7 separate regions of the Homo sapiens genome follow, and regions 2, 3, 4, 5, 6 and 7 are each linked to region 1. A link is a loop called in an ENCODE intact Hi-C map of the cell type or tissue named here. Cell type or tissue: endothelial cell of umbilical vein. All regions are shown on one strand. Each heading gives the region's core, and the rest is flanking DNA. Links, peaks and the distances in the headings are about the cores only.

Region 1 (4,472 bases), core at 196-4,195:
CAGTCAAGAATTTCTGAACATAAGTACATGATATTCATAATGTGTGGTTATGGCAAATCACTTAACTTCTTTGAAAAGAAGGTTGATAGAGTGGAGGCTAGGAGTCCAGGCAGAACAAAAGATGATTGGAGTCAATGCTGAGGACGTGACATTGGGGATGGAGAAGGGGCACCTCTGAGTCAGAGCCCACCAGTCACAGTGACGGGATAGGTGTTGCTCTTTAGACGCTCTTGTGGGAGATGGGTGTGGATCTGGTGTGACATCCTTGTCCCCGCCCCATCTTCACCCCATGAAGGATTTCCCAGGTGGTGTGCTCAGCTGGACTGAGGGATCCCTGGGCACACCCACCTGGCAGGGCAGCCCTGCTCCCTCCTCAGGTCTGAAGTTCACCTCAGCCCATGACTCAGTGTGAAGGCTGATGGCTGGGTTCAGTGACCCCCAGGGAAAGCTGAGTCATGTCCAGGAAAGCAATGTCATCCCACCCGAACCAGAGTGGCCTGTGTTGTGAAATCTAGCAGAAAGGTCATCACCACAGGTTCCAAGATGCCTGGCTTAGCCACTGATTGCCAGGCCACTCACTGAACTCTGTATTCAGTTTTTCCTCCATCTATAGGATGGTGTATCTCTCTGGGGTCTTGGGGGATAAAATTAGATAATAAGTCATTTTATCTGTTTACTCAACAGATGTTGACTGGGCACCAGTTCTATGCCAGTGTGCTGGGGACAGAGGAATGAATAAGACATAGGCTTAGAAGACATCCCCTTCAAGGGGATGAAGTTCTAATGGGGAAACAGATAAGTAAATAGAAGCACTAGCACAGAACTAAACTTTCCGACATGTAGTTGCACACTCACTAACTCACTTAAGTCATCTCACATGGGGTAGTAACCAATTTCATTCATTTGACACACAAGGAAACTGAGGGCCAAACTGGCAAAGCGATTTGCCCTTCCTGGTGTTCCATAACCCTTCAGACATAATTTCATCACAGCCCTTAGCGCTCTTTCTCTGGGATAGAAGTTCAAATGTTTATTTCCCCCATTAAAGTTTAAATTCCCTGCAGGCAGGTCTAGCTTCTTTTAATCTGTTGACCACCAGCATCTAGCCCAAGCTTGGCACACGGTTATGGAAGGTGTGGTGGGGGGAATGGAGCTAGAAGTTGTGGAGCATCAACCACATGCTGGGCTTCGCTGGGCACTTCACATTTGCTGTTGGTTAATCTACTACAAAAACTTGGTATGGTGGGTATTATTATCTCTGTTTTATAGGAAATATGCCAGAGGCTGAGATGAGTGATGGGATTTGCCCAAGGTCACACTGAGCGTAATCTGAGAAGCTCCCAACTCAGAAATGGCCCAGAAGCTGGTGTGTGTGCTGCGGGTGGGGGATGAAGTGGGTGGGAGCTCAGCCGTCCAAATGCAGAGCCAGAACGAGTCTCCTGTAAAGTGTTCAGCTGGTCCACTGGAGCATCTTTACCCACAGAGCCTGATCCTGTGCTCAGGCTTTTATTAGCATCTGTGTTCTTTCCGCCACAGCGCCCAGCTGCCCCGGCAGCCTCTTGGTGAACACTTGCTGAATAAATGCTTCACCAGGAGAACAAAGACGTGAAGAAACAATCACAATATGTGCCAAGGCACGAGGCTAAGCCATTTATTTATCCTTTTTCTTTTCATTCTCTCAACATCACGATGAAGTTAAGTACCATGAAGACCCCAGTTTTACAGGAAAAAAAAATGGAGGTTTAAAAATGTAGAGACTTCCTACAAAGCTGGAAAGTGGCTTTGAAGCCAGGCTTATGTGGCTCCAAAGCCTGAACTGCAAACCACTACTTGAAAATGAATGCGTGTGTGGATGAATTGCAGCTCCCAAACTCTTCTGAAGCCTCAGTCAAGGCCACAGTGGCATTTGCTCCCTGGGCAGGGTGTTTTCCAGGGACTTATGGATCAGGTCTGACTCTTTCCAAAAGGCCCTCTGACTGCCAGCCCTCCCAGAGGGGTCAGAGAGCATTTCCCAGCTTCCCACTGGGCCTGCCTATCTTTGGGAGCTTTGAAGTCCTACATTTAGAGGACATGGATCAGCCCCAAACCTAAGAGCTCCCCCAAGGTAACTGCCAAGGGAATCCCTCAGGAATCCCGCTTAATGCAACCAAGAGAGGCCTTTAGAAATCAGGCCAAGTAGAGGAAAGAACAATGGACAGGAAATTGGGACATGAGAGAGTCGTGAGTCAGCAGCGTGGTGAGAGCTGCCAAGATTGCTGATGTGAACTCTGGTTGTATCACGAGGAGCATAATGTGTTGAATAACTAAGGTGATATTGCACTTCCTCTGTGGTAGAGCTGGAGCTGGAATGTGGGGTGAAGGTCTGGTTCCACATTTTCACGTAGTCATAGTCAAACCGGAACTTATCCAATAGAGCAGAACCGGAACACTGAAGGGAACGGTACTATCATCTTTGCCAAGGCGGAAGGACTTGTATTTCTTTTCCTGAAGAAGAAAAGAAGCAAACATGTTGGGAGGATAGGCTTTGGGTATTTCAGAGATTTCCCTATGAACAAGGCAGTAGACTTCTTCTGTCTGATCCTAAGGGGAACCTAGGACTCAAGTGAGGAAATAATAGGAAGCAAGATTCAGACGCGAACTGAATCAACAATGCCTTTGTTCTAGTCAAAAAGATAGCCAAAGAAGGAAATATTTTTGAAGAAAGAAGAAAAAAAGCAAAACACTCAATGAACCTCCTCTCTCCCCTCTATGTGACCCTAAGCAAGTAACGTAATCTTCCTGAGGCTCAGTTCCTTATCTGAAAGTGGCAGGTGGTGTTACATGAGACTAACAATGTGCAGACTGAACGCAGTGTGGAGAGACGGCTGTGCACATGGCCCTGCGACTCTGGCTGCTGCAATTTAAACCTTAGCTTAGGGTGACCTTGGAAATTTGTTTTTACTTTGCAGTGCCTCAGCTTCCTCATCTGTAAAATGGGGATAATATATGTAAAGCAATCAAAAGGGTACCTGTCACACAGTGGGCACTCAACTTTCTTGTTAGCCAGCATCATCATCATTGCCACTCTTTATATATGAAAGGGACTGTCACAGTATCTAAAATATAATAGGTGTTCAGAGAATGTTTTCCTTTTCCCATTCTCCTTTAGGGGACTCTTCCAGGGTGTCTCTGGGATACCAAGTTCTTCTCATCTCCAGATGTCTGGAAAATGTCTCTAAATAAAACATCTTTTTGCTTATATTCTAAGGCAGCTATCTGCCTCTATCTAAATACTCTTTTAGTGAAGAAAGGGGCAGAGCAAGGAGAGTCAATCTACTTGTAGAAGTTTCTCATTCTGAACAGTGTACTTTACAGATTCCAAAGTGTTTCTCCCTCCATTACCTCTTTACCCCTTACTAGAGCAAGCCCAGATGTGAGAACTGAGGCTCCGAGAGGTTCAGTGACTTACCTGGAGCCATTAACATCTGAGTGAGTGAGCCAGGAATTGAACCCAAGGCTTTCAGACTCTGGACACCTACCTTTACAGGAGGCATTGGCCAGCCTCTTCCCCTCACACACACATCCTCTCACCCTGGGGTTCTGCTTAGGAAGCATAAGAAAGGCAGTGAGCCAGGCTCCAACCTTGAAGCCAAATCCTTGCAGTAATAGAGAGGACTAAGGGCTAGAGAGAGGAGCCAGGAACCGTGGATCTCTGCCGTGAATCCGAGCCCTTAGAGCTGGAGACCTCACTTGGACCAGTCTTCTGTTTTCAGTAGCTGTAGTGAGTGAGATCAAGAACTAATGTCAAGAGCCCAGAGCCCCTACCAGCATTGCATGATAGGATTTTCTGTGATAATGCTGTATCTGTGTTGTACAATACAGTAGCCACTAGCCACATGTGCTATTGAGCACTTGGAATATGCTCAGTCATAGGACTGAGCCATCAACATCCCTGTTTTATAGCTGAGGAAACTGACGCTCAGTCAGGGAGGTTGTTGAGGTTGCAGTTAGCCAGCCATGTCACTGAGACTTGAAGCTATCCTGTCTGGCCCCCAAGCCATGCCCTTCACCACCACAGAAGCCTCTTGTTCCACTCCCCAAGGAGGGTCTTTGCACCCTTCTGAACCAGACAGGTGATTGGGTCATGTCTGCCTGTGCGAAGGGGTCTCCCTTCCTGCTTGGCTCCACCTGGCTCCAACTCTAGAAAGCACCTGTGTTGTTTTACTGATAACAGTGTTTGCCCTTCCAAAGCCAGAGCCATAAAAGGCAGCTTTCAAAGTCACTGCCGCAGAAATGTCAACATGAGGGGGAGGCCAGTCATGGTTTCTGAGGCCCAATGTCACCTCCAGGCTGCTGCAAAGGCTGCTACAAAGACCTTCGGGTCCTGGAATCTGGACTTGCTTCTACCACAAACTTGCTGCGTTTCCTTGAACATATTTCTTACTTCCTCTGGGCCTTGTTTTTATCATCGGTGTAAGGAGAGGGTTGAATTT
Region 2 (4,472 bases), core at 188-4,187, 180 kb after region 1:
AGATCTCATTAGACTTACTCACTATCACAAGAACAGCAAGGCAGAAATTCAACCCCATGATCCAATCATCTCCCAAACCCCTCCTCCAAAACTGGGGATTACAATTCAACATGAGATTTGGGCAGGGACACAGACCCAAACCATATCAGTTTATTTTATTCTACATCATGGATGTCTAGTGACCCTAAGCAGGAAAACACACTGCTGGAGTATTAAGCCAGCATTTACTCAAAAGGCCACTCCAGAGCCATTTCAGTTACTTTCATCTCTGTTCAACACCAGAAGTTTTATTAGTTATCATAATAGAAATTATAAATAGGGCTTTGTTAATGAAGTTAATGACTTTAAAGATACGTGGGTTAGGAGATTGTTTTGTTTTATTTTGTTTTGAGATGGAGTCTCACTCTGTCACCCAGGCTGGAGTGCAGTGGTGTGATCTCAGCTCACTGCAACTTCCACTTCCTGGGTTGAAGCAATTCTTCTGCCTCAGCCTCCTGAGTAGCTGGGACTACAGGTGCGTGCCACCATGACTAGTTAATTTTTGTATTTTTAGTACAGACAGGGTTTCACCTGCAGGGAGCTTTTTACCCTTCACTCTTTGGAATGATGACTGAAGCTTAATCTTTAAACAGTTGAGTCCAGCCACTGATTTAGAGCATTCTAATTGCTGCTATGGTGGCCATGACAATGGGCTCCTCAGATCTCAAACTACATGCAGCATAAGTGCCCTCATTGCTGGGCACTGGAATCCATCTCTGCACCTGCATCTGGGCCATGCTCCCACTGCTGCTCCCAGCCAATCACTGAGCACTCTGGGAGTACTAAAATAGGTCAGGTCCTGGGGAGATCGGGGGCTCCTCTGATGAGCCAACATTAGCTCAGGCCTCCCCAACAACATTGCCATACTTCTCTTAGAGGTGCACTGCAATCTAGACCCTTAATGCCCAATTTCCCTTCATTAATCCCCCCTCTCTTCTGCACTTGCATCACTTGCATTCTCTCCTACACTCCCAACTTCCTTTCCCTTGTCTCTCGTAGGCACTTTCCCTAATAAATTTCTCACACATTGAAGCCTATCTGGTGTCTGTCTGTTTCTCAGAGAACCCAGATGAGTGGTCCCTGGAGTGATCTGAGAAAACAATAAGAGGATGCAATGGTCTGAATATTTGTGTCCCCCAAAATTCATATGTTAAAACTTAATTATCAAGGTGATGATATTAGAAGGTGGGGCCTGTGGGAAGATGATTAGGTCATGTGTGTTCCACCCTTACAAGTGCCCTTATAAAAGAAACCCCAGAGAGGCAGCTAGACCCATTTCTACCATGTAAGGACACAGCTTCCAGGGTGTCAGGGTCCTGTCACATGGCAGTGAATGCCCAGTGGTGGCAGGGTCACCAGCAACATTGTAATAGATTGTTCTTGACCAGCATTGGGCTCTGCTTGATATCCAAGCCTCACCTTTGTGCCTTCTTGTTGATTCTGTAAGATAGATACAGGGTGTCCTAACACACATAGTGCCTTTGTATGGGTTTCTTAAAGGCGCGTCCCTCTTAGTAGATCATTAGAAAGAAGCAAACCTTTCTTCAAGCTGAACACAGCTTTCACTCACCCTCACCCAGGACCTTTCTGCTGGACAAAACCTGCACAACTCTACTTGGTAGCAGTAGCTATGCAAATACCACTTCAATTTACTTTTTTCTGTTGAATTCAACAAGAATTTGTTTGTTTGTGGCTGCATTTATGTGTTCACCCAACCTCACTTCCTTTTCATCCTGGACACACAGCTGACTACATTTCCCAGCCTGCCTTGCAGTTCTTTGGCTCTGTATAACTGAATTCTGGCCAATGGAATATGAAAAGAAGTGATGTACTTCCAGAGCTAGCCCACAAAAACTTCCCACTTCATCAGCTATTTGCTCTCTTTCCCCAGCTGCTCACTGATGTCACTTAGAGGAAGGCAGGGGCACAAGATGGGAGGACCCAGAGCTCCGGGTTCTTAAGTAAGTACATAGAACACAGCCCCTCCTGCCTCGCAGTCCCTTCATGCCAAGAAATAAAGTTGTACATAATGTCCAAGCATTGACACTTTGTGTTTGCCTGTTAAAGATGTTAACCCACCATGACAAATACACTGTTTGCAAACAAGAATCCTGATTAGTCCTGGTCTCCTTAGGTTACTTAATTTTGTCCGTGTCTTGTCATCTCAATTAACTTGTAAGTGCCTTAGAAATGAGAGCTAGGGTTTGAAATATACAGTTTTTCTTTATTTAATACCTAGCTCAGGGTATGCCTGTGGGTAAATTAGAGCCAGAAGATTATTTAGAAATATGTATTATTTCTCTCTGCCCCAGTTTCCTCTCCAACAGCATATATTTCACTAAAAAGGAAGACAGAAAGAGAAACAAACTAAGGTTTGGAGAAAGTAAAATCTTAGAAACTGAAAGAATATCAATGGAATATAATTATATACAACTGCTGGTTCTTAAATCAGTTTTCTATATTCACTGATTAGGAAAATAAAGTTGGAAAAATATTTTCTTTTCGTCCTTCCATAGTTTCTCAATAAAAGAAACTTCATTTGTCTTCTATCGCTGCATAACAACTTACTCCAAAACTTACTAGCTTAAAATAACAAACGTTTTTAATCTCAATTCTGTGAGTCAGGAATCTGGGTGTGGTTTGGCTGAGTGTCTCTGACTTAACGTCTCACAAGGTTGTAAGCAGTCAGCTGAGGCTGCAGTCTTATCTGAGGGCTATCAGGGGCAGGGATGGTGATCTGCTTCCGAGCTAACTCATGTGTTTGCAGGCTGTGGCCCCACAGTATGTGGGTCTCTCTATAGGACCACCTGATAATCCGGCAGCTAGTTTTCCCCAAAGTTGGCAATACAAGAGAGAGTACCTAAGATGGAAGCTACAGATTTTTTAAATAACCTAATCTTAGAAGTGGCATAATCAATCCTGCCATGAATGCTAGCATGTAAGTATCATTGGGGGCCATCACAGAAGCTACTTACCTTAGGAACGTTCTAGAATTTTTCAAAGAACCTTTATAAAGGACTATTGGAGTTTCCTGAGCTCTTTTCTATACCAGTTCTCCTCCTATTTCTTCTCCAAACCTAGCCTAATATGTCCATTTGTGCAGTGGTTCAGGATACAGAAAAAACACTTCGCTTACTTTTAAGAGAGAATTTGACATAAAGAATTGTTAACTAAGTGCTAAAGAACTATAATAACAAAAAGAGTAACAAGTGTTAGCAATTACAGGAAATAGTTAACAACCCCTACTGCTGAGGAAACAAAAGGAGAGGTTAGAATGATTAAAAGGCAGAAACTTGAAGGATTAGCCCCAGAGCACTCGAATACAGGTCAAAAATGCATAGCAATTGCTCAGCTGGTGCTGAGGTCTCTGGGCTAGGAAGAGGAGTTCTGTGGAGCTGGAAGCCAGACCTCTTTGGAGGAAACTCCAGCAGCTATGTTGGTGTCTCTGAGGGAATGCAACAAGGCTGCTCCTCCATGTATTGGAAAACTGCAAACTGGACTCAACTGGAAGGAAGTGCTGCTGCCAGTGTGAAGAAGCCAGCCTGAGGTGACAGAAACGGAAGCAAACAGGAAGCAGCCAGTCTTTTCTTCCTCCTCCTGTCATACGGTCTCTCTCAAGCATCCTTTGTTGTCAGGGCCTAAAAGGGAGCTGCTGACAAAGAAGGAATTTGGTTTGTAGAGTCCCAGCCCAGTGTCTCAAAACAGAGTATGGGGGTGAAAGAATTTGTAACTGAAACTGAGAGATAATATCCTCATCACTTGTACGTGAAGCCATCCCCAATTCAAGTGACAGTAATTTGGAATATTCTTTAATTTCCTTTAATGCCCCATAATAATAATGTGTTGACATCTGTACATCTCAATACAGTTCTTTCAAGCCATTATCTTGTTTAATCTTGTGAGAATGACAAAAATCATTCTTTCCCCATTGAAGACAACAGTGCCCAAAAATGTCAATCACTTGCTGAAAGATGAACAATATACAAATGGTAGACTTGGGATTCAGTCTCTCTGATTTCAAGCCTGGGGTCTTTTTTACTATATCGTACTGTCTCCTCAAAATGTTTATCAAGAGCCCTATCCTTATTAGTAAATCCTCAATAAACTAGAAATGAATTCACGCAAACACCTTTACTTATGATCATTTAAATTCTCTTTGAGTGATAGAAATTTCTAGGATTCTCATTCATTCAACAAGTATTCAATGAGCACATTCTAGGCTATAAACTCCTAGGAGAAACCATTTTAAATAGGATAGGGTATATGCAGGAGCAGAGTCTGCATCTGGCCCTCTCACCTGCATGCTTGAAGTGGCAGAAGATAAAATCTCCCTCTCTCCTGTGTACCTTGGGCTAAGGATTCTTCTCTGGATAGCCAGGACCCAGTTGATCCTGAGCCCCCATTGCTAAAGAAATTCTCATTGTTCTTGGTTC
Region 3 (4,472 bases), core at 237-4,236, 260 kb after region 1:
AGAAAAAAATTTTAGTTGAAAAAAATCTTTTCTCTCTTAATTCATCCCAGTTTTCTGTGACTAGAAGGACACTTAGAGGTCACTTAGTTCAATTTTCCCCTTGCAAGAAGTCCAGGGATTTTGAATTCCTTCATGCACACAAGGAGTGGGTGAATATTAGGCAGCAGGGGGAATACTCTGGGTGGGCAGCTGAATGGGACACAAGCTTTCTCAAAGTTCCAGAAATTTCCGGACATAGAAGTGTGTATTCTGCTGGCCAGGCCCATGGCTCCAGGCAAAGGGGTGGTTTTGAGGTGACACTTCCTCTGCTGGCTATGATGAAGCACTCTCCTGCCCTCCCCAGGCAGAAACCCCAGCAGGGGTCGGGGGGCACAGAGGCTGGCATGAGGCTGAGGGCTCCTTTCTGCCAACAGACCCAGCCACAAGTGCTTGCTGAGTGACTGCCCTGTACCCAGCCTTGTTCCTGGAAACTGCTGTGATAACACTCTCTGGGTGAGAACCAAGATTCGCTGACCTTTTACATAGGCTGAATCTCCAGGAAAAGGTCATTCTTTTTGGAGGTTGTTGAAAATTTAATGACAGCAATTCCTTAGGCTTGTAAAACCCTTTTAATGTTCTCAAAGCACAGACAACAGCATCTTCTCTTACACTGAGTGGTGTTTTACAGTGTAAAGCACTTACACAGTGACATGCTTGATCCACAGGAAGCCCTGGGAGGGATGCAGAGATCATGGGCCCTAGAGCCCAAGTGACTTCAGTTCAAATCTTTTTTATTCTACGCCTCGAGGCTGTGGGGTGTGGGCCTTGCTTTACCTCTTTGAGTGTCTTCCTCCGTAAGATACATATAATATACAGCCATGTGACAGTTAACAACGAGGATTCATTCTGAGAAATGTGTCCTTAAGGTGACTTTGTCGTTGTGGAAGCATCATCGTGTGTACTTACACAAACCTAGATGGTGTAGCCTACTACACACCTAGGCTACAAATCTATACAGCATGTTACGTTGCTGAATATTATAGGGAATTATAATACAATAATATTCATGCATCTATAAATTAATAGAAAACGTATTATAATCTTATAATCATAAAAATATGGTATTATAATCATGTGGGGCCACCATCATATATGCAGTCAGCCACTAACCAAAACAGTATGTGGCACATGACTGTACCTATTTTGAAACGTTACTGTAAGCATTAAATAAAATGATGCTGCCTGGCCCAGTACTCAATAAAGGCTAGCTTCCTCCAACTTGTTTCCCACCCATTCCCATATTCCAAACAAGGACATATCTAGGGTTGCCACACTAGAAGTTTTACCTGGCACATAGTGGGTCTGAAATAAATGTTAGTTTCCATTTTCCTCCCTTTAAAGCCCTAAACTAAAGCTATTTCTTCCCTGGGTTTTTCCTTACCCGGCCCCTGGTATTTCCTGGAAAACCCCTTTGACAATATCACAGAGCCGTGGAGCCTCTCCTTTGAGAAACGCCCATATATATATAAAGAGGCACCACACACACCCTCTCACCCACACAATTTTGCTTATGATTTTAAGAAGTTCAGATTCCCTGAAGCTTAATTTAGAAGCCTGTGATAGCACCCATATGACACAAAATATCTTCTGCCACAAAGTACAGTTCTTCAGTTATCTGATTTCCGTTTGTAGATTAAAAATTACAAGGAGTTGGAGACCAGCTTTTCTTCTTGTCCAAGTCTGTGTTCTATATGGTGACTGGAGGGTGATAAATACACGGTGAATGTTAATTTAATGCCTGGGTGGACAAATGGATGGATGAATGGAAAGGTGGGTGGGGAGGTGGATGGGTGAGTAGGTAGTTGAAGGGATGGTAGTAGATAGGTGGGTAATTTGGGTGGCGGAATGGATGGGTGGATGGATAACGTAGGTGGATAAGATGGTGAAGGGGTTGCCAAGCTCAGAGAAAGGCCCAGGCAAGCAGTGAGAAGATAAATTAGTGGTCACGGGGGATCTTAACACTCCTGGCAGAAGACGTCTGATATAATCAGTAGAAAGTATGGGATCTGGAGGGTTCAAAGCAGAGAATGAGTGGAGAAAACAATGTCTTAGCAGGTTGGGTCTGAAGCAGGGCTCTTAGCTGGGTGGAACAGGAAGAATCTGAGTCAGAAAGCCAAATAGGAAACAGGGCAGGAGATAGGGGAACTCCTAGCCAAGAAAGCAGTGCTGATGCTGAATGGAAAGCAGAAGCTGCAAGACCTGTTTCTAAGGAAAAGTGGAGAGTGGACAGGATCCAGGGGGTAAGGGAGAGGACTGAATAGAGACACAGGAATTCATGGCATGTGGGATTCTCTGAGTCATAAGTTCAACGATCATTTGTTGAGTTCTTCCTGTGTGTCAGGGGTTGTTTTAGGCACCGAGGATAAGTCCTTGGTGTCAAATAAGAAAGACAGAAACATTAATAAAAGTTGAGATTTACGGAGCATCCGCTATGCATCAGACACTATTCTAAGGGTTTAATGTGTCTCTTCCAAGCAACAATTGTATGAAGGAGGTATCATTATCATCATTGCTTAACAGTTAAGGACACTGAGGCACAGAGATAGTAAGTCACTTCCCCAACACAACTAGTTAAGTATCAGAGCCAGGATTTGAACCCAGTTTCTAGGGCCTATGTGCTTCTTTGCTGTGCTATTCTGCTGCCGTTAAATGAATAATTAAACAATAGTTGTACTGCAGGGTGATGAGAGATATGATGGCAGTCTTTACTGGTTACTGTGGGACACAGAGCGGAGGTGGTAATTGACTTTGGTTGAATGGGTCTAAATGGGTTTTAGGGAGAAGACTCTTTGAAGCTGGATTTTGGAAAATGAGTTTCTTAGGCATCCCGTAAATAAGGAGTGAGGTTTAAAGATGAGGAAATGAGGAGAAGGGCATTCCAAGCAGAGCAACCAGCCTGTGCAAAGTGCACAAGCACCGAGGCATGAAACAGCAGGGACCTAGGCAGGAAACCATTAGTAGTTCTATCAGGCTGTTTTGCAAGGCTAAGAGCTGCCAGGAGGAAAGACATGCTGCCTACTGGGAATAATGCTTAGGAATGTTCCCCTCAGCCTTTATAGAAATATATGGTGTTCAACAGGCTTTTTATCTCTTTTATCATCCTGAATAACCCCAACAAGTAGGAAAGTCAAATATTAAGACTATTCCTATTTTGGGACTAAGAAAACAGCTTGGAGAAGTTAAATGACTGGTCTAAGATTACACCTCCAGTGTGTAGCAGAGGCCAAACTAGATCCTCTGACTCCTAACTTTAATAATCTGGACACACTGGCACACAAAACATTTTGATGAGTGCTGCTAGTACAAAGAAAAATAAGATTGAGTTCTCAGTTTTCTGCTACAAAGGCAATGATGAGGCAGCTCAGATCTGCAAAGGACTGGATATGAAGCCTTGACAGAAAAGTAACCACCAAGATTAATCAACATGAGTGCAGCACTTCACAGCTTGCAAAGCACATTTACATACAGAATCTTAGTTGACATTTATGGAGACACTGTGGCAGATTGTACAAATAATGTTCTTGTTCCCATTTTTCAGATGAACTAGATATACTAATTGATTTGTTTAAGTCACACAGCCTGTAGGTGATAGATTTAAGACTCAAATTCAAGTCTTTCTAATGCCAAATGTATAATACCCATGGGGGCTGTTAATATAATGGCCAATATTTATTGTGTGATTACTATGTGCTAGTTGCTATGTTAAATGCTTACATGCAACATTTCATTTCCCTTCTACAAATATGCCATGAGGTAGATACCTGCTTTAAAATAAAGAAAATTGAAACTCAAAACAGTTAAGTTCCCATAGCTAGGATGACCAGCCAACCACCACTCAAAGCCCCCTGCTTCTAGCACTATGCAATGTTGTCTCCATTGTCTTTAGTCTAGTCCACCCGAACTAAGGAAAAAAATACTTTGAGCTTTTCACAAAACTTGTGTAAAAGCAGGTACATTTGAGGATAAAAAGTTTAACTATTTTATTCAAAACTCTTTATTCCCTTTGTGAATGGTCCAGTGAAAAAGGCCAAGCTTTCCATGTTACCTGCGAGGAAGGCCCAGAGAGGTCATGAGACCTAATCAATAACACACAGCAGCACCAAATTCCTAGTTCAGTGCTCAAAAGTTTAAACCCCAAAAGCCATTCAACTCCTCCTCCCTCCCCTCTGTCTTCTTTATGACCTGGCCTTGTAGGGTAATGGGAATGAGCATGGAAGACAGTCAAGCTGGGATCTGAATCCTGGACATAGAATTTACCAGTTGTAAGCACTTGGACAAGTTGCTCTTTGTGTCTCAGCCTCAGTTTTCATAGCTATAAAATTGTTATATAACATTGTTTTTTTTTTTTCTTTTTTTTTTTTTTTTTGAGACGGAGTCTCGCTGTGTCGCCCAGGCTGGAGTGCAGTGGCGGGATCTCGGCTCACTGCAAGCTC
Region 4 (4,472 bases), core at 201-4,200, 130 kb before region 1:
TAGTAACTGTTCTTTGTTTTAAAAAATTTTTGCTTAATCCACTGCACAATAAAGTGACCCATGGAAGACCTTGGGAAATGTTTACAGGTTTCAAATTTGGTGTTTGCCAAGTATTGCAAAACATCTACCCCTCCTCACTACACACTTGTACTCCTGTTAAAATACATTACTGTGCTTGAAGGTGTCCAGTCTTCTATTGTCTTGCATAGTAGCACAGGCGAGCTTGGTGAAGGTAGGTGGAATCAGGGTGTGTTTTCAGCAACAAGTGAGCAGAGGAGCTGAGCGGGTGGTTCTGAGCAAAGGGCCCGAGAAGTGACAGCAGAGGGGGAGTGATGCCGAAACGATAATATTAGAGTACACAGAGTAATGCACAGCTGCCAGGTCACACAATTTGAGAACTGCTTCAGAACAGTCAACTCTTCCACGCTGTTGCTAAGAGACGGGGGAGGTGGGGAGGCATTCATCCCTTGAACAAAAGGGAGGGGAAAAACACGAACAGACATGAACTCTAAGTTTTGGAAATGATTTCATGGACTCCTATTTTCTGAACGTTAGTGTCTTTGGAGACATTTTCATGTGTTGAGTTCCTACTGTGTGCTATGTGTGGCTCAAGGCACTGGGGAGAGAGCAGTGGACAAAGTCCCTGTTTTCATGGAGCTTCTATTGGATTTGGTCTTCTCCTTTGATGTTGAGGGGACTGACTGAGGTCCTCAGAAGGGAAGAACTTGCCTAAGAACTGAAGGCAACCTATTGGCAAAGCTGATATTTGAATCCAGGCCTCCTAAATCCAAGATCGAGACTTTTTCCATATACTACATTTTACAAAAGAGATTCATCTGCAGCAGATTTTAACGTTAGCTAGGACTTAAGTACCTCAGCTAGGTCAAGGTCCATTCACTGGAGATTTCTGCAAATGAGTCCAAAAAAATGATGTTTTTTTAATTTCAAGTGTCCCACGGAGAAGTTTCATATTTATTCAGAGTCCTTGTCTTCCATTATTACACCTAGTTGAATGAAACTGTATAGTATGAAAGGAGGTAGGGAGAATCAAAACAGGAAAAAGATTTGGGTATCTCATAACTGCTGAAAATTAGCAAGACATGGAAGTCAAGAGATCTGGGTGCAGAAGCAGTTTCTACTTCTTCCTACCTGTGACCTTACCTCTTTAGGCCTGTTTTCCCACCTATAACATGAGGGATTGCATTATAATAATCTCAGCATTCTTCTCCAGCTCTAAATTTATGATGAGTCACCCAACAGTGCCATGCAGTGAAAATAGCCCTAAGGCCCTAAGATGTAATTTCAGAGAGTGACTGTGGTTCAAAGATGAAAAACTGAGTGTTAATTGCCCCTTCTCCTGTGCTCCCATGGTCCTAGGGCAGGGTGCTGCTGTAGTGCACATTCTGCTGTGCATGCTGAGAAGCTGGCTCCGGGTCTGCACCAGCAGAAAGGTCTGTGCTTATGGAGGGTGAGCACTGTGTCCTGTGCACTGCCACGTGACTGTTTTTGTAGGCCTTTCTTCCCATCAGACCATGACTACTTTGATGGCAGGGACCATGTCTTATTTATCCTTCTGCCTTAGTGCCTGCCGCTGAGTAGTCTGTAGATGTTTACAGAGTGAAGGAATCAATGAATAATGACTGAGTGAGAAAACTATACTTTTTCAGGGTCAATAAAGGAAATAGCACAAGAGAATCTCCCCTGATAAACTTGTCAAAGTGATCCCAGAATTAAACATTCAGGCTGGAGAGGTTATTAGTGACTTGCTTAAGGCCACATTGTTTAAAAGCAGCAAAGCTAGGACTCCTTTCCTCTCTCCTTTTCTTTCTTTTATTCAGTACCCCAAAAGGGTGTTTGGCTCCAGCATTGAACACAGGTGACTTTGAATAACAATTTATCGGAACAAGATGAATTTTGAAGCAGGTAGGAGGGTGGCTTTTGAGTCTGACAGATGTGGGTTCAAATCCTCTGGGGCCGCTGACTATCAGTGTGATCTATGGCAACTTAACCTCCCGGAAGCTCAGTTTCCTCGTGTGAAAAGTAGAAGTGATAACATCTCCACCATCTCCCTTGCAGGCTGCTTCTGTGGGGTCATTTGAAGGCTTATGGTTAACCCAGATAAGAGGTAGGATGGGAGTTTCTAACACAAGTCTCTTACTGTCCTGCACGATTTGTTGCTTCAGAGAAATGGGGTCTTCTCTATCTTTTTTGAAATTCCATTGTTGGCTTAGACAATGAGTAGCCTTCTGTGTATGTGATGTACATTCTCCCCCAGACCTACTGTTATGTATTTTCCAGCCTACTGAGGTAGTCCAGGCCCATTCACTATACACATCAGTGTGTGCTGGCTTGTGTTTTTACCCTTTCTGCAGCTACAGCCTGAACTAAGACTGGGTCCTTGCAGCTCTCCAACACATGATTGCTGCCTGCCAGAACCACAGACCTTTCTCGGGACTGGCACGAATTTCAGCCAACAGAGCCTGCACAGAAACACATGGAAAAGGCTTCCGGTGGAGCTTACTGTGAGTCACAGACAGCCATAGTTGCACTGGATAGAGAGCTGGCAGATGCCATCAGCATATGCCCTTAGAAACTTTGGTTGTTTTGTGGCCTGGAGAAGAGCCCAGAATTATGGAGCCTAAGAGGCAGCACCTCTGCTTTCTGAAGAGGAAGCCGTAGTGCCGTGGACTTCACCACGTGCACAGTGGCTGCATCCAGACCTGAATGCCCCTCTCATTACTCACCGGAAGTGAGCTTTGAACACTTCACACAGGAAGATGACTCGCTCCTCCAACAAGATGCAGAAAGTCTTTCCAAGCAAATGACTTGAAGTGTTTAAATATTCTGTTTCTTAGTCTGCTTTTTTTCTGTTAAATCCTTCAGCTTGAATGAGCACCTTTATCTGCAAATTGATCTGGTTGTAGCATCCCTTGACCATGTAGGTGGATTTTTAATTTGTACTTAAGGCCAGTTACAATATGCCATCTGCAACTCTGCTCCCTTTATGCTCCTGTAGCACTGCTATAGAGAGGAAGGGTTTGTCGTAGCAATGGGAAATAAAACAATGAGCATACAACTTTTACAATTGGAAATGAAGAAGCATAAAAAAAAATAACGGCTGATATTTGTTATCGGTCAGGCCTGAGTATGAGAATTATGGGTCTCTAACATGCCTGAATTAGCAAGAGGATGAAATTGCAAGAAGGCAGGCTGGAGAACAACCTCTTGACCCCACTCAGCATTTTGGAGCATGGCAGCTTAACAGATCCAACACAGAAAACAAGGGAATGGGTTAGTCTGGTGCTCATTCTCAAAGGTAGATGTGTCTGAAGTGAGAACTCTTGTTTGCATTCTCTGGAACCAAGTAGGGATCTGTCATCTTTTGGGAAGATCTGTCCTTCCTCAGCAGGTGTCCCATCAGCAAGGACAAAATCTGGAACCCAGATTCCAGGGAAAGAAACTAAGAAGAGCTAGGCATGGATCCAGGCCATTCAACAATAGGCTAGGGACAACAGCAGGCTCTGAGCTCAGGGAAGGGACGCTTGGGCAGAAACTAGTCTTACGGGATTGGGGAAGGTAGCACAGTATCACAGGGAGAGCATGTCTTTGGACTTGAAGAGACATAGATTATAATCCCAGTTTTGGTGCTTACTAGCTATGTGATTGCAGGTAGGTCAGTTTCCTTCATGGGACTCATCTGCAAAATAATTCTTACAGAGGCATCATAATACCCAAGATCATAGTCAAATAAACTTGGAATAGAAACTCTGGCCCATCATTTATGAACCATTAGTTCCTTAACTTTTGTCCTAACCTTCCTTAAGCCTCAGTTTTCCTATCTGTAAAAAGGAGATAAGATTACTTATCTTAGATCTAGTGTGAGGATTAATTGAAACATTGCAAGTACAATACTCAGCATAAGGCTCAGAACACAGAACACATTCCATAAATGGTGCTATGATTGGTCCTGGGATATTGGCTCCTGGTCTGGTTGGCAGTGAAGGCAAGGAAAACATGTGTGTGGGATATGCTGACAGTTTAGGGGATGTCCTAGAGTTTCCCATAGTTGTCCCAGTCAGTTTGATCTTGGTATTATGCACTAGGCTGTGTACTGTTTGGCCCCAGTTAAGATTCCAGGTCTGAGAACATTTTTGAAGCCCCTAGATGGATGGGCTGAGGTGATGAAAGAGGTAACTTTGATATGAACTATGCCTCAATAAGTGGGTTCTGCAAACTGGGGAAGGCAGGGCTGAAGCTGACAGCTTTATAGTTCAAAGAGTGTTTTCCCAAATATGATTTAATTTAATTTAACCCTTATAGCTTGCATCACCAAAATTGTCCCCAAATGAAGAAACAAAGATCCTGAGAGGTTCCCTAAGTGGGAGTCAGTGCTGGTACAGGGTCCTGAACTTGGCAAGACTGCAAAACCATGCTCCACCTGTGTCGCAGCAAGGCTGTGGTGTCTGTCCCAA
Region 5 (4,000 bases), core at 1-4,000, 540 kb after region 1:
TTTAAAAAAAAAAAGTTTCCCAAGTATTTTCTTAGAGCAAGGAGATCTCTTTCTGATGAAGAATACACTCTAGCCTAAAAAGCCACTTAGGTGGACCAGTTTCTTTGATTAACAAAAGTTACAAAGGGGAAAAGAAGAGTGTTAGAGAGGATACCTGTAACAAAAAGAGACAGGAGACATATGGAACACTCGTGGTGTGTCACCCTTATTTGAACCCTCATTCAAACAACAACTGTTAAGAAAAGTAAAACATAGGAGGCATATATCAATACAGAATGGCTATATGATGATATTAAGGAATTATTCTTTTTAATTATGATATTGATAATTAGCTATTTTTTGAAAGATACCTCCTTTTATAGATACATGCTGAAATATTTACAGAAAAATTTTTTAAAAGCCTGGAATTTGTTTAAAAAGAATCAGGGTGTGGTATAGTTAAAACTCCTCCCTCCCTCCATCTCTCCCTCTCCCCCTCTCTCCCTCTCCCCCTCTCTCCCTCTCTCCTTTTCTCCTTCCCTCACTCCCTTTTCTTCTTTTTTCCCTCCCCTCCTCCTTCCCCTCCTTTCTCCCCCACTGCCCCAGCTTCTCTTCCCTTCTGTTCTCTTTTTCTGGCCTTCATTTGGGCTGACAAGAAGAGGATGCATGTTTTATATCAGGTTGGCAGGTATACTTGAGATATATTGTCTTGGCAATACAAAGGCCTGACACTTCCTAGGGACCCAGATGGGTATTGTAGATGTTTAGGGCATGCCTTGACCTCTGAGTAGCCTTCTTGGGCTTGAGGTCTCATTTGACTAGACTACCACTCCACAGTCAGCCACTGTGGTCTGTTTTTTAAAAACGTTGCCATGATGAGAATGTGAAGGATTTGGGTTGAAGTTAAGGACACTTCCTTTTTATTATTAGTCTGGAGTTTTAAAGGAGATACCTGGGATCCCACCCTTACTTTGTTACTTTGATTTGGAGTCAGCCCTTGGCTTTGAGAGTGTGCTGTGATATTGGTCTGATTTAATCATTGCCTATGTAGAAAAAGAGATTAGATCACTGGATCCCAAACTAGCCTCAGAAAGTAAGTCATTGATGGCAAGAATCACCTGGAGAGATTTTCAGTTTAATTCTTAAAAAATTTAGTGACGATACTTGGATAACCCTCTGGGAATTCTGATTCAGTAGTCCTGGGTAGAAATAGAATCTAAATATCTGTAATTTTATCAGGTTTCTACACGATTCTCATGTTCCAATAGTTTGGTGATTTACCAGGTTCAATGCCTTTTAATAGATTCAGTTGCTCAGGAGCAGATTGAGGTTGTATTTCCATATAGTCCTACCTTGTAAAAAATGGATGTGTCAAGTTTTTTGTTGGTGTTATTGTTTTTAATTGTTATTTTGACTTGCTGGGCTGGGCGTGGTGATTCACGCCAGTAGTCCCAGCAACTTTGGGAGGCTGAATTGGGTGGATTGCTTGAGCCCAGGAGTTTGAGACCAGCCTGGGCAACATGGAAAAACCGATCTGTACTAAAAAACTGGAAAATTAGCCAGGTGAGGTAGTGCGTGCCTTTAGTCCCAGCTACTCAGGAGGCTGAGGTAGGAGGACTGCTTGAGCCCAGGAGGTTGAGGCTGCAGTGAGCTGTGATCATGCGCTGCACTCCGATTTGGGTGACAGCGAGACCCTGTCTCAAAGGAAAAAAAAAAAAAAGGTTACTTGCTTATGAATAAGACCTTCCATATAGCAGTTATTATATAAGCACTAGGTAAATATTAATAAATGGCAAATACTAAAAGGAAAGACAGGAAAAGGAAAGGCAACTGATATTTATTGAAGGCCTACTATTATAGTAAACTTGACTCATAATTTATATTTTCTTCTTTAATTTTAACCTTGGCATGCAATGATTATTACCCAATTTTGTATTCAGTAAAATTAAAGCCCAGAGAAGTTTAGTATTTTTCCTAGAGTCACATAGTAAACACGTGGCAGCAGGGGTGTTTGGATACTATTGTGCCAGGCAGCCTTTCCGAACACTCCAGCCTATTTCTCAATTCTTTCTTGGCTCCAGAGGATTGTGTAGCAGGAGGGGAAATCTGTTCAGAGATCAGGAAACTGGACCAATTGGGCAAGCTGCCAGAGCTTCCTTTACTGGATTGTACCAGCAAGTTTGTTTTTCTCTGTCCAATACTGGGTAAAGGTCCCACCGAAAGCCTTTGTCTCTGCTCAGAATGCCTGGTATGATCTCTGGGAAACTATTTGGCAAAGGAGTGTGGCAGCTGAAGCACAGAAGCCTCTCCTAGGTGGTTCACCCATATCTGATTTTTTTTTCTTTGGCACCTTGTAACAGACCTGAGAATGTTGAAATTTTGTGCCAACGTGGACACCATTCAGCATGTCAGATTTCTCTGATACCGTGAAGATCAATATGTTGGATGCAAAGGAAAAGTCCCAGCAATAGATTCCAGCCCTCACTGCCACTTACCTGGTATATTACAACAGCCTCCATACTGGTCTTCCTATCTGCAGCCTGTCCTCTGCTTTCCGGCCCACTTTTCTCAGGGGGATCCTCTTTCAAATAAAGGTCTGATTATGTTCCTCCAATATTAAACCCCTTCAGTGACTCCCCAGTTCTTGAGGAAAAAATGCTGAGTCTCTGAGCATAGCACTGAATACCCTTCCTGGTCTGGCCCTGTTTCTCCGCATGCTTCTCCCACTCCACCCAGCTTCTGGCAGGTCATACTACCGTGGCTCACCAAAGATGCCTTGGAAACCAGGTACTTTCATGTCTCTGTTTCTCCAGCTGGAGTTTCGTTCCTTCTTTGACCTGCCTGGCAAACTCCTATGCATTCTTTGATTCCTACTCCTTCATGAAGCCTTTCAGCAGTTTCTTTCTTAGCACAACTCTACCACCTTGTCTCACCTGTTCACAGACATCTGCCTGCCTCCCTCTCTAGGCTATGGTGCCCTCCAAGGGGAGGCAAGGTGTTGTTTTCAAATCATTCACAGTACTTACTACATAGGCCACTTACAGTCAGTGTGTAATAACTGAAGGAGGACTTGAGTGAATAGGCAAATAAAGATGGTTACCATGATAGGCCGAGATCTGAAAAGAAGCTAATAATCAATGCATGAAGATGTGTGAGGAACTTGTGTGTCTTCAGTACCATTCTAAATACCATACAAATACAGGTGCCGCCAGAGTGCTTGCACATGGCAGCTTCACAGCCCATTTGAGAAGTAGAATTAATACATGTGAAGAATGAGGCCGGGCACTGTGGCTCACGCCTGTAATCCCAGCACTCTGGGAGGCCGAGGCAGGCGAATCATGAGGTCAAGAGATTGAAACTGTCCTGCTCAACATGGTGAAACCCCGTCTCTATTAAAAATACAAAAATTAGCTGGACGTGGTGGCACACGCCTGTAATTCCAGCTACTCGGGAAGCTGAGGCAGGAGAATCGCTTGAACCCGAGAGGCAGAGGTTGCAGTGAGCCAAAATCGCGCCACTGCACTCCAGCCTGGCGACAGAGTGAGACTCTGTCTCTTAAAAAATAAATAAATAAAATAAAAGAATGAGTAAGAAAACCAAGAAAATATGCAATTTAGTTCAGCTTGTTTGGTGCTGGTAATACTTTATTTTTCATGTGTCGATTTTTGATCTCCACCTTGCACTGTGAGCTCCCTGAGGACAGGGACTTTGTCTTGGCAATTATGTCTTCACACTTGGCATACAGTCAGTTTTCAAGATATGTTTGTTCAATGAATAAATGGATGGTAGGCACCATTCAGTGCTGTTTAGGGTCAAAGGAAGGCATGATTTGTGTGGGTTGAAGTGGTCAAGGAGGGCTTCACACATAAGCCAGTTATGAAGGATATAGGCATTGAAGAAGCACTAAAACTGGTTGTGAGCTTTACTCTTCAGAGAGTCACAGTTTTAGAAAAGCTCTTGCTCTATTGGAAAGAATATGGGTTTTAGACCAAATACATCTAGAATCAAATTTGGACTCTTT
Region 6 (4,472 bases), core at 226-4,225, 140 kb after region 1:
GGATTCTTCCCTAGAGTCTCCAGAAAGCAGTAAAGCCTCCCACTGCCTTGATTTTAGCCCAGTGAGACCTGTGTCCAGCTTCTTACCTCTGGAGCTGTAAGATTATTAATTTGTGTTGTTTTAGGCTGTGAAGTTGTGGTAATTTGTTACAGGAGTGATAGGAAATGAACACCCACAGAATCAGACAGAGTCCCAACCTCATGAGTCTATGGTCTGAGAGAGGAGACAGGCACGAAACCAGGTGATAGACAACAGAGTAAGAGAGGCCGCAAAAACACAAAGGAGGACTCCCCAGCCTACACTTGGGCGTGGAGGGAAGATTTCCTCGTGGAAACTCCATAAAGGCAGGGACCAGTATTGACCCAGGTCTGCAACACTGACCACTATATCTGCACACACCCGATGCCGATAAGTGTTTGCTAGGGGAAGGAAGGAGGGAGAGAGGAAGAAAGGCAAGAGAAAGGCCAAAACTAGGACCCAATAGATAAATAGGATTTGAGGTGGGCGAATACAAGGTGGGGTGAACTGTCCCAGGCAGAAGACCTAGGGCTATTTTGAGAACTAAGTAGAGTTTCCTTTGGCTGGGACACAGTGCCCCACGGGGAACAGGGAAAGATGAGTAGGCAGGGCACAGATCAGGAGGAGCCTTATCAGCTATAATTAGACATTTGGCTCGTATCCTACGTGCAGTTGGTGCATGCTCGCTCTCGCTCGTTCTCTCTGGTTCTGTCTCCCCACCCCCACCCACTTGGGTGATATTTTAACATCTTTTAAATGAAGCATGTTTGTTTGATCTCATTTATGCTAAACAATGCTTATGGAACTATTTCCTCTTGTTCCCCAGGCCATACTCATGTCCCTACCCTTCAGCAATGATTGAGGACCTAGCTCCTCGGTTATCATTTTGGGTAAGATGGGCCCATCCAGTGGACAACAAGCACTGGATCTGTAACCACAGCCATCTGGGTTTGAGTTCATACTCCTTCATTTCCCAGCGAATGCTTAACCTCTTTCATCCCTGGTTTCCCTGTCTGGAAAATGGGTCCAGGACAGTGCCCACCTTAAGGGCTTGTTGTGAGAATCAAAAGAGCTAGTTCATAAAAGTGCTTTGAAAGGGCCAGATGTATCCTGAGTAGTCAATGGCAGTTGTCTACCACAATCGACACTCTTTGTATAGTTATTGTCAACCAGCCATAACTATTGTTACATGTTACATGAGTTTCCATGGCTCTCCAGATCTCCCTACCCTTCTGTACCCACCTCTGCACCCTAGGAGGCCGACCTGCATGGGCCCCATCAATGATCTCCCTTGCCTTCTAGCTCCCAATTGTGCCCAGCCTTTGCAAGTTACCAGCAAGAGATGCAGGGAGTGGCAGGAGAGTGAGGATGGGGGATTTATTCTCCCTGCTCCCTCCTTTTAGGATTTTGCTAGGGCTTGGCTGCTTTCTTCTCATGAAGGCAGCCTCTTTTTGGGGAGCCCTCTCCCTACAACTCCCGTCTTTTTGTTCCAGGAACTGCTCCCTCTTCTTGCCTTTTAAGAGATAGGGAAGGTAATGACTGCCTGCTGTTATAAGCCCCAGAGTTTCCTTTGCATCTAAGTAAATGATCTTTTCCTTAAATTCCCTCCAAGTTACACAGTTTGAGTGTACCATCCATTTTTTGCTAGAACACTGACTGAGACAACTTTTTTTTCAAATACTGGGACTGCTGGCTTCACAGACCGAGACTCCATCCTGATAAGGAAGCCCTTGTCCCTTGTCCCACTGGTTAGCTCTAGAACATTCAGCAAGGTGATCACATTGTCACAAGACCACTTCTTTTTCATTCTGCATGAAACTGAAAATGTCAAGAAAATTTCTGAGTTTAATAGACAACATGATCATACTCCAGACTAGAAAATGAAACCAAAACCAATTGACCTAGGCAGAAAGTTAGGTTGTAACGGGTTTCCTGCAGCCAAAGAGCCATGAGTCACAGCAGCTGGCTCAAGGCTGGGAGGGGAAGTAAAACACTAAATCTAAGGACCACTCTATTCACCCTACAGTGACTGCTCTTTTTCCCTCCTGCCACAGTCCAGGGTAGGAGATACTTCTCCAGGCTCTCACTTATGGGGGCTTTCCTGCTGGCTACATCACTGAAATGGAATCTCCTAGTGGCCCTTCTCCCTCTACAGCTCTGGTGTTACACTGAAAAACTAGAAGGTCAGTCCCTTTTATATTTACCACCATTAAGGTTGCAGGAGCCCAGCATGTCCCCATAGGCCTCCTTCTCCATTCTCCTCTTCCCCTTGTTTTGTGCCTGGTTTGTTTCCTGTCCAAATTGGGTCCTCCTTTTCTAGACCATGAGCTTGCTGAGGTCAGGGAATGAGTCTTCGTATCCTTGGTACCCAGTTCAGAGCCTGCCTTTAGGGAGTGTTTACTCTAGCACTGTGGTTAGGCAAAGAGATGTGAGTTTGAGTCTTGGTTTCCTTAGTCTTTTATCACTCACTTCTCAAATTAAGCCATTTGTATTTTTTTTTCTCTCTCTCTCTTTAGAGACAGGGTCTCACTCTGTCACCCAGGCTGGAGTGCAGTGGTGCAATCATAGCTCACTGCAGCCCTGAACTCCTGGGCTCAAGCCATCCTCCTGCCTCAGCCTCCCAAATAGCTAAGACTACAGGTGCACATCAATGCCTCTGGATAATTTTTTTTTTTAATTTCTGTAGAAACAGGGTTTCACTATGTTGCCCAGTCTGGTCCCAAACTTCTGGTCTCAAGCAGTCCTCCTATCTCAGCCTTCCAAAGTGCTAGGATTATAGGCATGAGCCACTACATTCAGCTACTGCTTGTATCTTCTGATTCTTGTTTTGATACCACTGACCTTAGGTAGGGTATTTTATCTTCCTGAATTTTATTTTTCTATGTGTATAAAGGAGATTAAATTATCCTTCTAATAGGCTTGTTGTGGGGATTAAGTGAAATAGTGTATACAAAGTTCTTAGCATACTTTGAAGCTATTATTTTTATTATTATGCTAGTAAATAAAACTTTCTGGAATTAGAGACTCACATGCCTGTTTGTCTACAGTTTCAAAACAGACAAGGGAAAAAGAGAAACATCAGAAAGTCTGATTAAAGTAGAAGCATCATATTTCTATCAACGTATCCACTGTGCTTGGTAAGTGGCAGTCTCTCGTCCTGTAAGAGACTTGGGCTTTGAAAAGGGCTTTGGATCTCAGATCTGTCGACATGGGCCTTGTCATGAACCTCAGCTTCCTCATCTCCAAAACTGCTATAGGCCAGGCAAGGTGGCTCACGCCTGTAATCCCAGCACTTTGGGAGGCCGAAGCAGTTGGATTGCTTGAACTCAGGAGTTTGAGACCAGCCTGGGCAACATGGTAAAACCCCATCTCTACCAAAAATACAAAAAAAAAAAAAATAGCTGGGTGTGCCCGTGGACACAGCTAACTGGGAGGCAGAGGTGAGAGGATTGCTTAAGCTCGGGAGGTGGAGGCTGCAGTGAGACAAGGTCATGCTACTCCACTCCAGCGTGGGTGACAGAGCGATACCCAATCTCGAAAAAAAAAATGGTATAGTAATAGCCTCCGCTTGAGGTTACTCTTTCACTGAATGATAAGTGAGCACCTACTGTGTGTCAGACGTTACTCTAAGCTGCAGACACAGCCTCAAAAAAGACAAGCTAACCCCTGCCACCATGGGGCTTATATTTTAATTGGGAAAGGGGCTGGAAAAGACAGACAATAGACAAATCAATAAATTCATTAAAAAGCTAACTTCAGGAATTGATAGGTGTTATGGGGAGAATGAAAGAGGACCCTGGGATATAGAATGACTTTGTGGGGGAATCAGGTTGGGATCCCTGGATCAGGTGGTCAGGGTGGGACTCTCAGAGAAAATGACTTTTGAATTTAAATAAGAATGAAAAGAAAAAGCCAACCGTAGGCAGACCTGGGGACGGCCAGTGCAAAGGTCAGAAGTGAGACAAGGTCATAGAGTAACCAGGGTTAAAATAAGGTGATGCGGCCTAACTGGCCAGAACAATGCCTGACAAAGGTGCTGCTTTCCCCAATATCTTCAAATCCTTAAGGATCTACTGTGTGCTGGTGTAAGATGCAGAAATCAGTAAATCATGCTACTATCTCTAAGAAACTCATGGTGTAATATAGGAGAAAAAAAGACACCATCAAAATAAATGAATCAAGACCAGGCAGATGAACATAACTGAAAACAAGTGATAGCAACCTGGGAGATGACATAGACATGGATATGGAAATGGATATGGATATGGGTAGATATGGATGCAGGTACAAATGTGGATAAAGGTGGGGATGTATGTTGGGAAAGGCAGTCTCTTGCATGCCGTCTTTCCACCCCTGCTTGGCCACCTAAGAATGCGCATTGGGCCTGGAAGACTTCCTTACCAAGAAATAAAGAATCCTCAGCCTGTGCTGGACTTATCACCTTTTGTGGGAAT
Region 7 (4,000 bases), core at 1-4,000, 880 kb after region 1:
TTTTTATATGTACAGTGCTAAGGAAGTGAGCACATACACACACACATGCAACTATAGATCTGGAATAAACTCAGGTGGTCAACTAATCCAGTCCTTTAATTTGTGGTTAAGAAAACTAAGTTCCAGGGAGGTAATGTCACCTTCACTTACCTAAGGCTGCAGAACTATGTAGGGCCAGAGCTGGGGGTGAATGTAAGCTTCTGAACTCTCAGACCAATGTTCTTTTTCCCAGGTAATTGGCAGCAAATCTGCTCTTCTCTGTTCTAAAGTAGGGATCTCTTATATCTCCATCAAAGGACCCAGTAGAATCTGCTCATTCTTTTACTCTTTGTATCACTTGGCATCAAAGGCTAAAAAATGACATTGGTCAGTATTTTAATCCCAATTCAACAAAATATTAGTTTACTGAATTCCTGCTATATTCAAGGCATTATGCTGGGCTCCAGGCAGGTGTTACAGGGGAATAAAACACAATTTAATTTAGGCACATAAGATTATTTTAGAACAACGGGATAAGTTCCACAATTGAAGTATTGCCAGGTGACAAAGTTGCCCAAGGAAGAAAGAGATGGGAGCCTGTAGAGATGAGAGAATGCTTTTGGGAGGAGGTTATGTCCAAGCTAACTTTAAGCTCTTGTAAGAAATTGGTAGACAGGCCAAGGCAAGAAAGAACATTCATAGTAGAAGGAATAACATGTACAGTTATAAAAGTGGGAGCAGCATAGTACATTCAGGTTACTATAAACAACTCATAATCCAGAAACACAAAGTATGAGATGGGGAATGGCAGGAAGTGGGACTAGGGAAGGATAGAATTGGGTAGGGGGAGGTCAGCTCATAAATACCTTGGAGGCCATGCTGAAGACCTCCAACCTCATCCTATAGGCAGAACAGAGATGCTGAATTCTAAGCAGTGGTGAGATCTGGTCAGATGCAGATCAGAAAAATCCCTCTTAAAGGATCCAGTACAGGGGGCTCAGGGTAGAAATAGAGGGTCCAGATAAAAGGCTTTTTCAAGAATCCAGGCTAGAGATGTAAAAGACCTCTATTAATTTGCTGGTAGTGATTTTGAAGATGAAGGGGCTGTTGTGGAAGTGCTTTTATAATTTTAGGGAAGTATTCGAGGTTAAGACCTAAAAGCAAATTCCACTTAACATGATGAACAGGCAAATGTGCAGATCCCACTGAAGCAGGATCAGTATTTAACAGAATTGGAAATGTTCATGGAAAAGCAATCCACTTTCTTTTCATTTCCTTTAACTCCACATAGAGTCAGGCTGCTAACCCTCCGAATATAAACCCTTCTCTAAAGGCCAGGGTGGAAGGTACAGGCATTGCGTAGGGGAGCTCCATGCAGGAAGGTGGAGAGATCTGAGTTCCCACTGGCAGTAGGAGCTATGGGCTGCTGTCCCTGTTTCTGTTCCCTGGAGGCAGCTGGAGCATCCCTCTTTTTGTGAAATTAGAAAGATTGTCTTTCTCCATCTCTTCCCTGACCCTCCCAAGACTTTTCAGGGAAGTTTTTAAGTTTTTTCCGTAAACCCCACGTGTTCAGAGAGTCCTCCGCTGCTTGCTGGGAGCTGGCAGCTGGCAGCTGTTCTCTGCGAAGGAGGCGGCACACACGGTGCTTTAGCACCATCTGCAGGCAACCCAGAGATTTGCAAGGAGACAGGAGAAGCCAGTTTCCTTCTGAGCCAACCTCATCTCATTGCCTAATAGATCACACTGTTAACGATGTGGGACGACATTTACTTAGGCCTCTGCCACACAGAAGCAGGGACTGAGTTGAGGCACATTTTGAAGAGAGGGGATTCAGCTGATTTTAAAATTCACAGTCACGGAGAGTGTAATTTAGTGACTATAGTTTAATAATAAATGTTTAGGATGACCCCAAATTGCATTATTATGTTCAGTCCAAATTTATATGTGGCTCTGGAAGAGTCACTTAAATGTGCTTTGAGAAATTTGGTGCATTGAAAGACACTATCAACAGAGTAAAAAGGCAACTCACAGAATGGGAGAAAACATTTGCTTATCATACATCCAGTAAGGGATTGATATCCAGAATATATAAATGTATAAAGAACTCCTAAAACTCAACAACAACAAAAAAGCAAAAACAACCCAATTCAAAAGTGGGCAAAGGACTTGAATGAATATTTCCCCAAAGAAGATTTATAAATGACCAGTAAGCACGTGATAGGGTATTCAACAGCACTATTAGGAAAATCAAAACTACCGTGAGGTACCACCTCACACATTAGGATGCTACTATTTTAAAACAGAAAACAACAAATGTTGGCAAGGATGTGGAGAAATTGGAAGCTCTGTGCATAGTTGGTGAGAATGTAACATAGTATCGCTGCTGCAGAAAACACTATGGCCATTCTTCAAGAAATTAAGAATAGAATTAACATGTGATTCAGGAATTGTATTTCTGAGTATATACCCAAAAGAACTGAAAGTAGGGTATGGAAGAGATATTTCTACATTCATGTTCACAGCAACATTATTCATGATAGCGAAAATCATGAGAGCAACCTAAGTGTTCATTAGTAGATGAACATATAAATGAAGAATGATATGTGCATACAATGGAGTATTATTCAGCCTTAGAAAGAAGCAATTTCTGACATGCCACACATCAGTGAACCTTGAGGATATTATTCTAAGTGAAATAAGATAACCACAAAAAGACAAATACTGCATGATTCCACCTATGTAAAGAATAAGGCCAGTGCACAAAGTTGTGGCAAAGTTGTCAGTATTAACATTGTAAATCAAGTGTGTGTGAAGGGGTGCTCACCTTAGCTCCCTTCTAGATATTTTGAGATTCTAAAGTCAAGAAATCTATCTCATGTAGTGAAAGAATTCCTTACCGTTATATTGTCACAGAGCATCATTAGTAGGAGCAAATTGTTCCTAAAATAATTCTACAACTAATAAATTTGGATGCTCATAGAGTAGGTCTTAGTAGTACCTACATATAGCTATATTGATGATATTAAAATATTAATTATCTAAAATTTAGTAACTAGCATTTATATCACTTATTATGAGTCAGGTACTGTTCTAAATGCTTTTCATTTATTTCCACATTTAATCTACAACAGCTCTGCTGAAGTAGATCCCATAATTATCCCCATTTACAGATGGAGAAATTTAGGCAGAAATAGTTTAAGTAACATATCCAAAGTCACACAGCTAATGTTAGGCCACATTAAGATTCCAACCCAGGCTTTGGAGTTCGCCTTTTAACCCTGTGCTTGGCCCCGTCACAACTCCTACGTTACCAGAATGCTTACAGTCTAATAAATATTGGGTAGGGGACTCCTACTAACATAGCTATGTGTGACAAGTAGAAGTCCCTGTGTGTATCCAAGGTTACTCTTACAACCTCTCTCTGCCAATGCACAACTTTGCACCAAAATTTCATCATGAGGACTCCTTTTCAGAGCACCCCAGAATTGAGCAAGACATGCTAAACTGGCTTCTTCACCCCCTCACCCCATGTCAGCTTCCCAACCAAGAGGAGTAAGGACAAAGTTGCAAGGCTGCAAGTATAATTTGTCTCGGTTCCTATTATTCCTTTCAGGATTATGATGCCAGAGCAGCTTCAGCTGTTCTGCTGTCTGATTCATGGCCAATACCAGTTCTAACAGGTCTAACCCAAAGAGTCAGCCAGATAGGACAGGGAGAGCAACGGCCACTGTGAGATGTCTGGAAGGCGAGCACAGCTCTAGAAAAGGCATTAGCTACATTTCCATGGGGTTTTGCTCCTGGATAAAGCAGGTCACAAGGGAAACCTAGATGTGGAATCTGCAAAAGGGCAATTAAAATGTTCAGTCTTTGTCCTTGGTCAGGCTGTGATTTTAGGCCAGTCATCAAACCTGGGGCTAGTTATATAGGAAATACTTATTGAAGCTGGCAATGTGAAAGAGTCTCCATTAAGTCCGGCCTTTTTGTATATACAGTAGAAGCTTTGAAGTCAGACAGACATGAG

What was found. A loop is a pair of places that touch in the nucleus more often than their neighbours do. Peaks named below come from ENCODE experiments on the same cell type or tissue, not always from the same donor. Only the 100,000 strongest peaks of a DNase experiment are listed, where the experiment ranks them.
Region 2: a loop joins it to region 1, with 5 times the contacts of the local background. A loop is called at or near these places in 3 of 110 quality-filtered maps.
Region 3: a loop joins it to region 1, with 3.0 times the contacts of the local background. A loop is called at or near these places in 13 of 110 quality-filtered maps.
Region 4: a loop joins it to region 1, with 5 times the contacts of the local background. A loop is called at or near these places in 3 of 110 quality-filtered maps.
Region 5: it touches region 1 in a loop (2.1-fold over the local background); 3 of 110 quality-filtered maps call a loop at or near these places.
Region 6: it touches region 1 in a loop (4-fold over the local background); 4 of 110 quality-filtered maps call a loop at or near these places.
Region 7: it touches region 1 in a loop (5-fold over the local background); 2 of 110 quality-filtered maps call a loop at or near these places.

The regions. Positions count from the first base shown.
Region 1 is chr1:58,881,251-58,885,722 of GRCh38, forward strand. All of the region lies in intron 1 of JUN-DT (JUN divergent transcript), which reads left to right. LINC02777 (long intergenic non-protein coding RNA 2777) reads right to left here. Exons shown (of 5, transcript NR_183656.1): 5 at 1,628-2,484. Among named protein-coding and RNA genes, the nearest start is that of LINC02777, 21 kb to the right of the region's middle. RefSeq lists enhancers at 1,745-2,944, 1,847-2,141 and a silencer at 4,174-4,369. In endothelial cell of umbilical vein, for the core only: no CTCF peak of the experiment used is centred there; DNase peaks (open chromatin) are centred at 451, 2,431, 2,721 and 3,831; H3K27ac peaks cover 3,922 bases.
Region 2 is chr1:59,060,185-59,064,656 of GRCh38, forward strand. All of the region lies in intron 2 of LINC01358 (long intergenic non-protein coding RNA 1358), which reads left to right. Among named protein-coding and RNA genes, the nearest start is that of LINC01358, 42 kb to the left of the region's middle. In endothelial cell of umbilical vein, for the core only: no CTCF peak of the experiment used is centred there; DNase peaks (open chromatin) are centred at 1,917, 2,687 and 3,517; H3K4me3 peaks cover 249 bases; H3K27ac peaks cover 2,100 bases.
Region 3 is chr1:59,141,032-59,145,503 of GRCh38, forward strand. All of the region lies in intron 1 of HSD52 (a long non-coding RNA gene), which reads right to left. Among named protein-coding and RNA genes, the nearest start is that of HSD52, 3.5 kb to the right of the region's middle. In endothelial cell of umbilical vein, for the core only: no CTCF peak of the experiment used is centred there; DNase peaks (open chromatin) are centred at 2,180 and 2,960; H3K27ac peaks cover 2,182 bases.
Region 4 is chr1:58,752,990-58,757,461 of GRCh38, forward strand. All of the region lies in intron 6 of LOC112268263 (a long non-coding RNA gene), which reads left to right. Among named protein-coding and RNA genes, the nearest start is that of JUN, 29 kb to the right of the region's middle. RefSeq lists an enhancer at 2,013-3,212. In endothelial cell of umbilical vein, for the core only: no CTCF peak of the experiment used is centred there; a DNase peak (open chromatin) is centred at 2,652; H3K27ac peaks cover 3,180 bases.
Region 5 is chr1:59,421,012-59,425,011 of GRCh38, forward strand. All of the region lies in intron 5 of FGGY (FGGY carbohydrate kinase domain containing), which reads left to right. Among named protein-coding and RNA genes, the nearest start is that of FGGY, 130 kb to the left of the region's middle. In endothelial cell of umbilical vein, for the core only: no CTCF peak of the experiment used is centred there; a DNase peak (open chromatin) is centred at 2,110; H3K27ac peaks cover 405 bases.
Region 6 is chr1:59,018,423-59,022,894 of GRCh38, forward strand. LINC01358 (long intergenic non-protein coding RNA 1358) reads left to right here and starts at 2,054. Exons shown (of 3, transcript NR_110626.2): 1 at 2,054-2,201; 2 at 3,066-3,155. RefSeq lists enhancers at 1,736-1,785, 1,816-1,925. In endothelial cell of umbilical vein, for the core only: no CTCF peak of the experiment used is centred there; a DNase peak (open chromatin) is centred at 1,949; H3K27ac peaks cover 1,120 bases.
Region 7 is chr1:59,758,005-59,762,004 of GRCh38, forward strand. The region is part of intron 15 of FGGY (FGGY carbohydrate kinase domain containing); the gene reads left to right. Among named protein-coding and RNA genes, the nearest start is that of MIR4711, 27 kb to the left of the region's middle. In endothelial cell of umbilical vein, for the core only: a CTCF peak has its summit at 1,641 (motif pointing left); a DNase peak (open chromatin) is centred at 1,587; H3K27ac peaks cover 292 bases.